3 separate regions of the Homo sapiens genome follow, and regions 1 and 2 are each linked to region 3. A link is a loop called in an ENCODE intact Hi-C map of the cell type or tissue named here. Cell type or tissue: endothelial cell of umbilical vein. All regions are shown on one strand.

The links. Peaks named below come from ENCODE experiments on the same cell type or tissue, not always from the same donor. Only the 100,000 strongest peaks of a DNase experiment are listed, where the experiment ranks them.
Region 1: it touches region 3 in a loop (4-fold over the local background); 9 of 110 quality-filtered maps call a loop at or near these places.
Region 2: a loop joins it to region 3, with 6 times the contacts of the local background. A loop is called at or near these places in 5 of 110 quality-filtered maps.

The regions. Positions count from the first base shown.
Region 1 is chr6:1,894,360-1,898,359 of GRCh38, reverse strand. All of the region lies in intron 7 of GMDS (GDP-mannose 4,6-dehydratase), which reads left to right. Among named protein-coding and RNA genes, the nearest start is that of FOXC1, 290 kb to the right of the region's middle. In endothelial cell of umbilical vein, no CTCF peak of the experiment used is centred here; a DNase peak (open chromatin) is centred at 2,369.
Region 2 is chr6:1,784,665-1,788,664 of GRCh38, reverse strand. All of the region lies in intron 7 of GMDS (GDP-mannose 4,6-dehydratase), which reads left to right. Among named protein-coding and RNA genes, the nearest start is that of FOXC1, 180 kb to the right of the region's middle. RefSeq lists an enhancer at 1,811-1,880. In endothelial cell of umbilical vein, no CTCF peak of the experiment used is centred here; DNase peaks (open chromatin) are centred at 534, 1,214, 1,674 and 3,894; H3K27ac peaks cover 2,580 bases.
Region 3 is chr6:2,102,220-2,106,219 of GRCh38, reverse strand. The region is part of intron 4 of GMDS (GDP-mannose 4,6-dehydratase); the gene reads left to right. Among named protein-coding and RNA genes, the nearest start is that of GMDS, 140 kb to the left of the region's middle. In endothelial cell of umbilical vein, a CTCF peak has its summit at 1,740; DNase peaks (open chromatin) are centred at 1,849, 2,169, 3,019 and 3,669; H3K27ac peaks cover 643 bases.

The sequences.
Region 1 (4,000 bases), 210 kb after region 3:
GGCAGTTTCTAAGGTATCTTGCAATTCTGATTTTTAAATTGCCAAATAATTTTATTTAGAAGGTGATTTTCTTTAGCAAAATTTAGTAAGTTTTATGATGGCCTGAAGCCAGGGGAAAGGCCTCCAGGGTCTCTTCCGGGGTGGGATTTGCCACCCAGTGGAGAACCCTGAGCAGAAGAGGGTAAGGGAGGCCAGGGTAGGTGTCCAGGATGGCAAGGGAGGCCAGGGTAGGTGTCCAGGATGGCAAGGGAGGCCAGGATAGGTGTCCAGGATGGCAAGGGAGGCCAGGGTAGGTGTCCAGGATGGCAAGGGAGGCCAGGGTAGGTGTCCAGGATGGCAAGGGAGGCCAGGGTAGGTGTCCAGGATGGCAAGGGAGGCCAGGGTAGGTGTCCAGGATGGCAAGGGTGGCCAGGATAGGTGTCCAGGATGGCAAGGGTGGCCGTGGAGTAGATCCAGCCTGTGGGACTCATTAGATAACCTCAGTTATCAGGAGCTTCTTTTGCATGAAAGGCTGTCTAGGGATCATTCAGCATTGGACAGGTCATGTCGAGGGATGAAAAGAGGTTGGTTAATGAGTACGTACATAGAGGTAGCTAGAAGAAATAAGTTCTAGTGTTTGATTGCACAGTAGAATAACTATTGTTAAGAATAATTTATCGTGTATTTCAAAGTAGCTAAAAGAGAAATGAGATGCTCCCAACTCAGAGAACTGATAAATGTTTGAGGTAAAGAACATTCTTGGCCACTCATTTTCAGTCTTTATTACAAACTTTGTTTCTTCAGATTGTCCCTTAAATATTGGCAAGATATACAATTTGTCCAGGTCCCAAAGCTAGAGGAGACAGAACCTGGACTCCACGCAATTTAACCATGCTCTCAACCCCACATTAAGCTCCCTTTCCAGGATGCCATCCTCAGCCTCTGCTATGGGCTGAATTTTGCCACCTAACCCCAACCAAAATTCAGATGTTGAAATGCTAACCCCCAGTACCTCAGAATGTGACCGTATTTGGAGATAAGTTATTTAAACAGGTGATTAATTTAAAATGACCATTAGGGTAGGGACCTATCCAATAGGACTGGTGTCCTCATGAGAAGAGGAAGAGACCCCAGGAGTACGTGCACACTGAGGAAAGGCCATGTGAGGACACAGGGAAAAGGCAGCCATCAGGCAGCCAAGATGAGGCTTCAGGAGAAACCAAACCTGTGGCGTCTTGATCTTGGATTTCCAGTCTGTGGTGCAGCAGGTACAGCAGCCCTAACCAGCTAAGCAGCCTTCGCCTCCCTTGTCCAGACCTCTTTGTTCACCTGCTGCTCCTCCCGAATCTCCCACCTTTGTTGATATGAGCTCCATGTACATTGTTGTCTTTGCCCCAAAACTGGGAAATCAGCCTAGAGTCCTGCCCTCGTCTTCCCTACAACACCAACAGTGAGCCCTGTCCTTCCCAGAGACATCAGTCAAATCCCTGTCTCCCTGTTCATCCCTATTATATCACCTGTGATTTGTAACCTTGTTATCTTAACCGGAAAAAGACTCCCAGTCAGTCTGTCTGCAGTGTAGACGCTTGATGGCACTTGTGTTTGTCAATCACACTTTGATGGGACAGAGTCTACACCACCATCCAGAAGGTAATCCTGCCCATGTATTCCTTTGTTCAGATTTCTTCACGATGAAATCTAACTTTGATACAACCCCTGCAGCACACCAACACCTTCATGATCTGACTCTGCTCCCGCCTCACATGGGTCCTGCCTCACATGGCCCTCACCTGACACCCCCTCTCCTCCCAGCACCGAGCCCCCTTCCCCGCTGTCAGATTCCCCGGATTTGTCAGTCGTCTATACTTTCTTACATGCTTTCCCCACGTTCTGAAGTCACCTTCTCCTTTGCCCATTTGTCCACTCTAGTTCCCGCCAGACTTTGAGGTCCTTCGTGTGAGGACTTTGTCCTTCCCTCTTGTTATTCTCACCACTTGTTTGCAGTAAGTTCCTCAAGAATGTTATGGAGTAAATAAACAAACATGTCCCAAAGGCCTTAGCTCAGTGCTTCTCTAAAGGCAGCAATCTTGCCCCCAGGGAACGTTTCCAATGTCTGGCGACAGTTTTTAGGGGGAGTGCACATATCTAATGGGTTGAGGCCGAGGATGCTGCTGAACATCCTCCGATACACAGGGCAACAATGAATGGTCCAAGCTAAAAGGCCAGTAGTGCCAAGTTTGAGAAACTCTGCCTTAGCTCCAGCCCTTACATAATCATCCTCAAGCCAAGCTCTCTGCTCCCCCAATCTGCTTGTGCCTTTATTGGAGCCCTTAGGAAATTCCTCTTTTTCCTTTTCCATATTCTTCATTAGATTGTGCTCCTGGAGGTCAGGAACGATGAATCACTCAGCTTTGTAGCTTCAGTGCCTGCACTGTGGCTCGGTAAGTAATAGTTGAGTAGAAGAATGGATAGGGAAAGAAAGGAGTAGGAGAAGAAGCTGATGGCATATTTCACCGCTTTATGTTTTAAACTTAGGTCAGCTCTGGATCTGTCTCTGTATCTGGTGGTTCTGGTTAGAAACAAAGAGAGGGGCCAAGTGGTGAGTAAACTGAGAACTATGTACAAAACCTATTGGGCAGGATACTAGTTTCAAACTGACAGGGCATAACTGGCGTGCATGTTCATTTTGTTACACATTTCTATTTGATAATGACCAGAGTTTACATAGAAGGTGGGAAGAATAATCATGTAAAGCACGTCTGTTCAATAAAAGATTCTTTAGTGATAGAAATGTTCTTTATCAGTGCTGTTCAATACAGTATCCCTGGCCACACATGTGTATTGAGCACTTGAGTGTGGCCTATGCACATGAAGAGCTCAGTTTTTAATTGTATCATTTTAATTGATATTATCTTAAATGGTCATATGTGGTCACTGGTTACCTTAGTGGGCAATGCATAGCTGAAGTCTGTTTTTTGGCTGACCCCACTACACATGATAGCTTGGCAGTGTTTTGTTAAGCTTACTATAGTTCATTTTGACCAGAGGAAGATAACACAAAGGTTTAAAAGAAAATGCAGCGGAGAAACGGTTCATCTTTCCAAGAAACCCTAGTGTTCTGAGTCACATCATGAGTAAATGGTGGACGGAAGGCAGGTTTAGCTGGGCAGTCATCAAAAATCATGAAGGGCAAGCAAGCCAGGTACCACACCCTCAGGCACTCCCCAAACTCGTTGCCCATCGGATAAAGTTAGTCCAAGTGCCAACTCCTGCCACAACAATGCCTTATAAGGACTCTTAAATCCTGTCTGACCTTTGAACAGGTTCAGAGTGTGCTGTGTTCAAATGGGAAGGAATATAAAGTAATTCTAGAAGATATCCAACCGGTTGATAAATTGTAGACCCTAAAGGGGGAAAAAGAACATCTTTTGTCTGGAATTTACTTTGAGGGGATGTGATTTTTGAGGGTAAGATTTTCAGTAGGTAATAAAGTAAAATCCCGTACCTCAACTAATAACTATTTCCTAAATGTCTGTTGCTTTAATCTTAGTGTCTATAGACAATGGGGCCATACCTAAGAGTACTTTTAGATTTAACCTCCAAACTCCATGGAGCTCAGTCTTTTGTATAAAACAGAATTTTTTAAAAAAATGATTGTATTACCATCCCATTTCTCTATAATGCTTTTGACAAAATATCCTGTGGTACTTGATTTACATTTATTCCCTTACTGGATATCTGATTGTGGAAATTAAAAAATAGGTATAACATCTCACTCTCTATGTAATAAGACACATTTAGGTGAAAATGAGATAAACGGGTGCTCTCACTTTGAAACTGTAAAGAAAGCACTAAACAGCATTTAAGATATTTAATACCAGTATTCATTATTGTTCTCTTAATGTTTTAATATTATGAAATGTTTTAATATTAAAATTAGGTGGTTACTTAAGGAAGGAATAATTTTCCATAACACTGTCCTAATAAATACCCCTATAATATAAAACATAAAATAAATACC
Region 2 (4,000 bases), 320 kb after region 3:
TGACTAGATTGAAGGTTAGCCCTAAATTAGAGGTTTGTGAAAAAGGAGAATTCTGACAGAAGCTCTTTTTCTCTTACCTGAAGTAATGAAGTCATCACCTGCAGGTCTTATTGTTCCCCTTCCATTGCTAGTGTAATATCAGAAACTACCTCTTTCTTGTAACTATTTCCAGGCAGATCTTCCCAGACATTTCTGCCAGGAAACCCCAGGATAGTAAAGCCTGTGAATGAATTGATGCATACCTCTTAGGAACCAACAAAATGCCCCCAGAATTAAGCCATTCATGTGCTACTGCCTCCCTTTAACTCTTGTCCCATTGCTTTTTAATTTTGAAGAAATTGAAGAATCTATTGGAGTACACAGTACGCGTAAGACATCCTTTACCTGTGCAATTCTGCCCTGCATTCTTTAAGCCTGCCTGTTCCTCCACCTCCCTGGTCTGAACTCTGGATCGCCCTCCCGACTGTGGCCTTGGTCGGCTCCCAGTCTTTGCCTCTGTCTCCCTTACTTGTGACTCATGGTTTCCTCTCTGTGCCTGTTTCTGGCTTGCTTGCCAAGCCTTTCCTCATTGCCTGTCTAACCTCCACATGTTAATATTCCAATTTGACATCTGGGCGACTGAGAGCAAGGGTGAGCAACCTGCCAAGGCTGCACGGTGGGCAGTGGCAGGTCTGGGCTCCCAGTCTGCCTGTCTCGGGTTGCCTTCTCCACACTCTCCCATGCCACCTCCCACTAGCCGCACCTCCAGCACCAGGCGGAGGTCCACATTTCAGTCCTGTACACACTCCTCTTTGAAAAATGATGCATTTGCCAGCAAAACCTTAGGGTTAAAAAGTTTACAAAAGTGTGTGTGTCCCACAAAAAATATTCCAAACAAAATCCCCTCTTTTCTGTATTTACGCATTTCAGGCAGCTTATGAAATTGATGTGGGCTTTGTTTCTACTCTGCAGTCTGAATTCTGTCTTTGGTGTCCAGGAAAATGTTTTTATACCTTCTTCACATTAAAAATGTTTCAAGTATCCAGGACTTGTTCGCTCTCCTTTTTCATGTATTTAGATGAAGAGACTTTGCATATTAATTTTGTTGTTTAAAAAAGAGTCAAACCAATTGATACTAAAATTAAAAAGCTAACAATTTAGATCCAACAGAACATTTCAAGATCTGTTTTTTCCCTTACTGTAAGTGAAATTCCCATTAATGGCAGCCAGGCCTGAACACCGATAGTGAATGGGGCCTCTCGTGTTCTGAGATGGACTTATCACATGGTTAGCAGCTGGGATTTATGTGGAGACTCATTAAATAAAACAGCAGTGGCAGCTACCTCCTGCTGTAGTACACTTGGAGGTACAGTACCTGAATTTTTCCAATCCTAGCTGGTCCTTTATACTTTGTTTTATGTCTCGCTCATTTTTCTGACTGGTCTTGACATTTTCTGACCTCACAGTGCTTTTATTATTATTTTTATTGCTACTAGAACAATGATAACTCATGACTCTGATTTATATGATGGCAGCTTAGCCAGGGGAGAGATTAAGGCATACCCAAAAACATGCAGTAAATGTTCAAGTCTATTAGCCTTTCGCTTTTATTAAGTGGGAAACTTTAGTTTTGTTTTGACACAGATGAGTCTGGAGAGTCATGAGTGGCTGCGGGGCTGAGCTTGCTGATGGGCCCTTGGCTGTGGGTACGCGCTGGCAGAGTGGCGCGAGGCTGTAGGTACGTGTGAGGTGGCTCATGGTCACAATCCTGCAGTCAGCTCACTCACTTCCGTTGTACATTTTGAGTAACTGGTAGTCATTCTTTTGTTCTTTTCTTTTCCACTGTAATCATAGTTTTCAACTTACTGCAGTGATAAAAAAAAAAACCACAAATTACTGACAGATTTCCTTGATTTTAATAATTTCGCTATACAACTGTCTCATTTAGGAGATGCCACAGCTCCTGCTCTCATAACCAAAACCAGGCTCCTGGGAGTGTGGGCAGCATTGCTTCGAGCTTCCAGGCCCAGAGACTTTTTCAGGCCTCTGTTGTGCTCAGTCTGTAGGGAGGAGACTGCCCAGCGCCACTCCAGGTAGTGCCTGAACCATCACAAACTCAGGGCCAGAGTTCAGTTCATTTGGCCCCAGTGTGTGGCCCCAGCCTGGGATGCTGAGGTCCCCTCCTGCCCATGAAGCCTCTGCTATGCTTGCTCAGGCTGTGCGAGGGGCTTGTCTTAAGTCTTTGCATCCTATTCCCAGAGACTGGAGTCCCACTCTTTCCCTGGCCTGCTGGCCTTGGTTCTTACTGGTGCTTGCCCATAGCCAACCCTGCTTCCTGTGCTGCTTCCCTCAGCCGAGGCTCTAGACCTCCTGGATGCTTTTTACTGAGGCATTGCATTTCCATCTTTCTGGATCACAGTTATCAACCTCATTGATGGCTGCAATTTAATGAATTTTGGTGATGAACTGAATTGAACTGTAAATGATAAAACATTTTCATGGAGTTATTAAAATCACATCATTCTGCATAGATTATATGACCTTGAGCTTCACTAGAAAGACTTTCCAAGACCTTCACCGTCTCCAAATTCTCGGACGGCACTGGAATATCACGCTGAAGCAGCAGCACGCTGGTTTTACGTGAATTTTTTTTTCCTTTACCGCTGTCATATTTAACATCTCACTCCTTAATATTTCAGATTTCTGACTAAGAACCATCTCTGCTGAGCCTCTTCTCCTCCTCCATCAGCACTTGCATTGGAATTTATTTCCAGGAGCATTTTTCACAAAGGAAATGTCATCCCTTCTTGGGAGTAAGAGGGTGCTGAATGGTGCGCAGAAAATGAGCACTGCTGAAGCTCACAGAGATGAGCTCTACCAAGCCACTATGGCAGATTATGCTCTAAATACGACCACATTGGAGTCCCACATGCTCTTCCAGAGCCTTGCTACCCCCATCAGGAGATGGAGCCTCCTTCCCTGCCGAGGATGCTGGGCAGGATGGTCATGGCTGCCCAGATGAAGAGAAGACAGGGCTGGTGCTGAGGCAGGTCGTGGCAGGCAACACTGCCCCACCTGACTTGCTCTCGTGGGATCTAGTCATTGTCCTGGGAGGATGCCCAAGGGGGCCCACGTGGCGAGGGCTGCGTAGAAGGGCCTGGAGGTCAGCACTGACCTCCAGACATAGGAGTGAACGGCCTTTCCAACAAGTACAGCTGCCAGCTGTGGAATCTCCCAGCTCAGGCCCCAGACAACACCTCTGTCCAAATTGCGGGCCCAAAGAATTCATGACCATAGGAAATGGTGGTCTTAAGCTACCAAGTTTTAAGGCAATTTGTTCTTGCTACTTGTTAGAATTTTTCTTGACCTACCATCTAGAGCTCTTTTTTATTTTTTACATTCCATGCTGAAGATTTATTAAGAGCACAAATAAAAACACGTTTTTATTTTGTTTTTCAATTACTAACCACCTAGATTTGTTATAGCAAGACAAAGAGCTTCATGAATTATATACATAACCCTGTTTAGGTAATATAACTCTCTGTTAGAAAATAATGGGTCAACTTCTTAGACTTTGAGGTGTTACTATAGCTTTATCCAGCAGTTTTATGTTGATTCTTGCCCTGTTAGACTAAAAAGCCACCTTTTATCCTTTCTTTGAGAAAAATTTGTTATAGCACAGATTGTTTCTGCATCAGAACTATTCTTGAAAATTCTCTAAGTAACTTTTTCTTCATATTTTATGAATAGTAATGTTCAAAACTAATTGTGCAGTAGTTCAATTAATTGTGCAATTGTTGGTGTTCTGCAGTGCTCCCTCAGTCAGATCCGCAAAGGCATAACAGTTGTAGCTTGGAGAATGACATCAGTGCACTTTACACATAAGCAAAGGAAGGAAGCTTGCTGCTGGGTGGTCAGCCTTAGTTCAGTGTTCCATCCAAAAGAAGCATGAGCCAGCCACACTGTGAAGCATGGGAAAATGGTTTTATTCTTTTCTGCAGTCTCTAGAAGAAGTGGCATA
Region 3 (4,000 bases):
AAATAAATCATATGAAAATGGTTTGAATGTATCAGATTTCTATTTTTTGAAAAATGTCTAAGATCGAAGATGAGTGATTAGTAGGTATCACTTTTACTCTTTGAAAAATGGCAGAGTATGTTCCTAGTTTGGAAATGTTAATTTAAAGTGTAATCCACAGCGAATTTAGATTTGCTTTATTTATAAGAAACCGCACATCAAGCCTTGGTTTGGCATGTTACAGCTCCGTTAACAGTTTATCGTTAAGAGACTGATTCTTTAGAAAATGTTGCACCCTGAAAGGTTAGCTCAACTTGTGTACGGTTCTAGTGTTGATAATTAAAGTGAAATGTTTGCCAGAGAAGAGGAGTATTGTGTTGATAGCAATTATGCAGTTATTCTAAATGGGAGCTGATAGAGAAGAGGCAGCAGTTTCGCACTTCTTATGCTGTTTGGTATATCAGGGTAAAAAAACCTGTTCCTGAGTTTCTTTTCTACTCCCATTCCATATATTTCATTGGTGCCAGGTTTTTATTTTTTTAGTATATAACAGTAAAGTCTTTTAGAAATTAGTGGTATTGACAAAATAAACCTTTTAGGACATTCTTCAAGACTGTCAACCCACATTATTAGTACTGATGGTAAATAACCAGTCTTTACCCTGAGTGCATGGATTAATTGTTACATGGTGTAGGGGACAGGGTTTTTTTGTTTGTTGTAACATTCCCATATGGCTCACACTAGAGTGCCTTTCTATTTGTTTGTTTGACACTAACTTATCTTAGGACAATTCAGAGCCAGTATGGTCAGTCCTAAAGGGGAGGCTGAGAGGCTCTTTAGTGTGGTCTGATACATTTCTCCATCTTCCCTAGAGAAGAAGTGTTTGAATATTTGACAGAAGTTAGTCGATTATTATGTCACAATATTTGAGTTATTGGTTGTTTACATAATGTGTGTAAATAATTTTTTCATCTGTTTGCTTTGCATTTGCTTTATATTAAATATTAGGAAAGTGTTTTGGTTTAGTGATCATTTCTTTTTTTTTTTTTTTTTTTTTTTGAGACGGAGTCTCGCTCTGTCACCCAGGCTGGAGTGCAGTGGCGTGATCTCCGCTCACTGCAAGCTCCGCCTCCCGGGTTCACGCCATTCTCCAGCCTCAGCCTCCCGAGTCGCTGGGACTACAGGTGCCTGCCACCACACCTGGCTAATTTTTTGTGTTTTTGGTAGAGACGGGGTTTCACCATGTTAGCCAGGATGGTCTCGATCTCCTGACTTTGTGATCTGCCCGCCTCAGCCTCCCAAAGTGCTGGGATTATAGGCGTGAGCCACCGCACCCGGTTAGGTTTAGTGATCATTTCACTCTATCATTTGGCAAGATATTTAGATTGCAATTTAGCAAAAATTAATTTATCTTATTGGAATTATTTACTTAAGTGACTTAAAATTTCAACTTTTGTTTTTCAAGCATAAGTTCATCAAATTTGCCAAATTAAAATTTATCAGCAGCAATAATGGAAAAAATCTATTGGTTATGTTCAATAATATTATGTTAAATAATGTAACTTCAGTCATTTTTCAGTTTTATAAATTTGCTTCACAGAGAAAGAAATGGAAATTTCCAATAAGCTTTACGTTTGTGTAGGGAAGCAAATTATCCCTAAAGCTTCCTTCTTCATCCCTCTAGATTAGAGACATGATTGTTTTTGAAACTGAGGAAGTTTCTGGTGTGTTTAAGAATGTTGTGCTCTTTTATACACATAGATGGCAGCAAAGAATTAGACAAAGGAAGTGAACCTTGCAGTTGTAGTGAAAGATGAGTGACAGTACAAACTGACTCCATCAGCATAGCTGCCTGTGTCTCATACTTAAACATAAAATAAGAAAGAAAGCTACTATTGATAACACAAGAATATAGGAGAACGAAGAAGGCTCTGAGAAGCTGTAATACACTGAATTTCTGGACAAATCCCAGGTGGGGAAGCTTAATCTTTTAAGGTATGTCATCCACTCCTGTAAGATGATTGAAATCAGCTAAGATAATATGCATGTCAAAATAAAGAGACAGTGAAGGGCTGAGGGGCAGTAGGGCCAGAGGGAAGTAAAAGAGAAACCACGCACAAGTTGCAGCGGCAAGCAATAGCCTGCTGCCTGCGGGCACTGTGGAGTTTGGCCTGCATGTCTCCTCTTTAGTTAAGCAAGTTACAAAGAGGAAATGTCAGTCCACGAATCAGGCAAACATTCCCTGGGAACGTTTGCTCAAATGTCAGCATTTTAGAAAATAGAACTGTAGTCTATTATGGTTCAGTCCCCATACTGGGTTTGCTGTTAAGTGCACAAGCACAAATATATTGCTTAAGAATGCATTTGCTATTAACAAGTCATTTTATGTCTTAATTAACATTCCTAAATAATGACATAATCACTATAAAAGATGACAGTCATCATTATAATTAATATTTAATATGTGTGTGCTTCCGAGGACCTTTCTGTGGCTTCTCACAAATTTCCAAGGTAATTTTCAAGTTTTAGAATTGCATTTGGTGAGATCACAGTCATGAGGATCTAATGAAGTAGAATCATATTTAGTAGAAACTGAGATTCGGAAGTGAGTTGTAGAAAAGCAATTTGTAACATGTCCTTAACAATCCCATCACCTCAGTATCTTACTAATTATAAACGAAATAAGGGCTTCTTAATGCCACTAGAGTAATGCTAACATTGTTTAGGAAAACATTTCTCCTACCCTCTATTTTTTTTCTGGTCTACTCTCAGGAATTTTAGTACCACAGACTAATCTCTGGGTCACAAAATTTATTCTAAAGGTGTGTATAACAACGTGCTTAAAAGCAGTATCTGGCAAGTCTCTCTTGTGACAGCAACGTTATTTCTGACATAATTATTTTCTTAGTAAATTTGATATCTTAACAACCCCTTCCCTCATTTCTGAGTTCAAAAAATAACACTTAATATAATTTATTTCTCATACTTAATAAAAGCTTACTTGAGAGCATATTGCCATTCATCCTCTAGCTGCTTCCCCCAAATGAGGTTAGAAGGGAATGCGGTTTGCGAGGGTATAAGGTGGTTTCCAGCATCGTACGCTGTGTACTGTAATGGGCCTCAATGTTGTTTTAATGAAGCATTAAACATATTCTGGCTGTTGCTTGTTACTTATTAATGATTAATTGGTTATACTCTGTCATATCAGTAGAAAAAGAAGATATGTATGTAGTTTTTCTGTTTTAAGCAGTCTACTGTGTTAACTTCAGTTTGTATGCACAGATATTATCTGTGTTACCCTAATATTTTTAGTAGTGTAGGCGGTTTGAAAACAAGGACAAAGAAAATTCTGATGTCTAAACACATAATCTTGCAATTTTGTGAATTTTTAATTTAATTAAATGGAATTTTATAAGTTGAACTTTCATTATCATATATTTCTTAAAACCAGGGTGTAAGATAATTGAATTAGTCACAATTACATAAACATTTCTTTATAGGTCATTTTTGAGATAGCAAATGGGTTTTAGATTAAAAGGTTGTTTAAAAACAGCTTTTAATCAGAATATAATATGTTTTGCAGGTGACTGCGTACTTTTTCTTTTACACTTTTAGCCCCTCTTTGGCAGGCATTAGATTTAGACTGTGACTTTCTTAATGCAATAACATCGTGCAGATTATTTATGTGACCTTTTCACTGCCACGGTTTTCATTAAACGGACAGTATTGCAACACCATTTCCTTCAATTGCTTGGTTTCAAAAGAATCGTGTCTCAAGCAGGCAAATCTAAGTGATTTGTGTTGCTTACTAACTGAAGAATATTGTTTTAAAACTTTTTTTAAAAACCAGCATATTAATTTTCTTCATATTAGCACTAGAACATTTATTTTCCTTGACAATATTTTATAAATATTTTGCATGAATAATTAAATGTTGGATAATTAATAACATTTTTTTCAATTTGCTTATAATTTTTAAATGGGCTTTTAAAAATGATACACTTTATAGTTTTTGATGCCC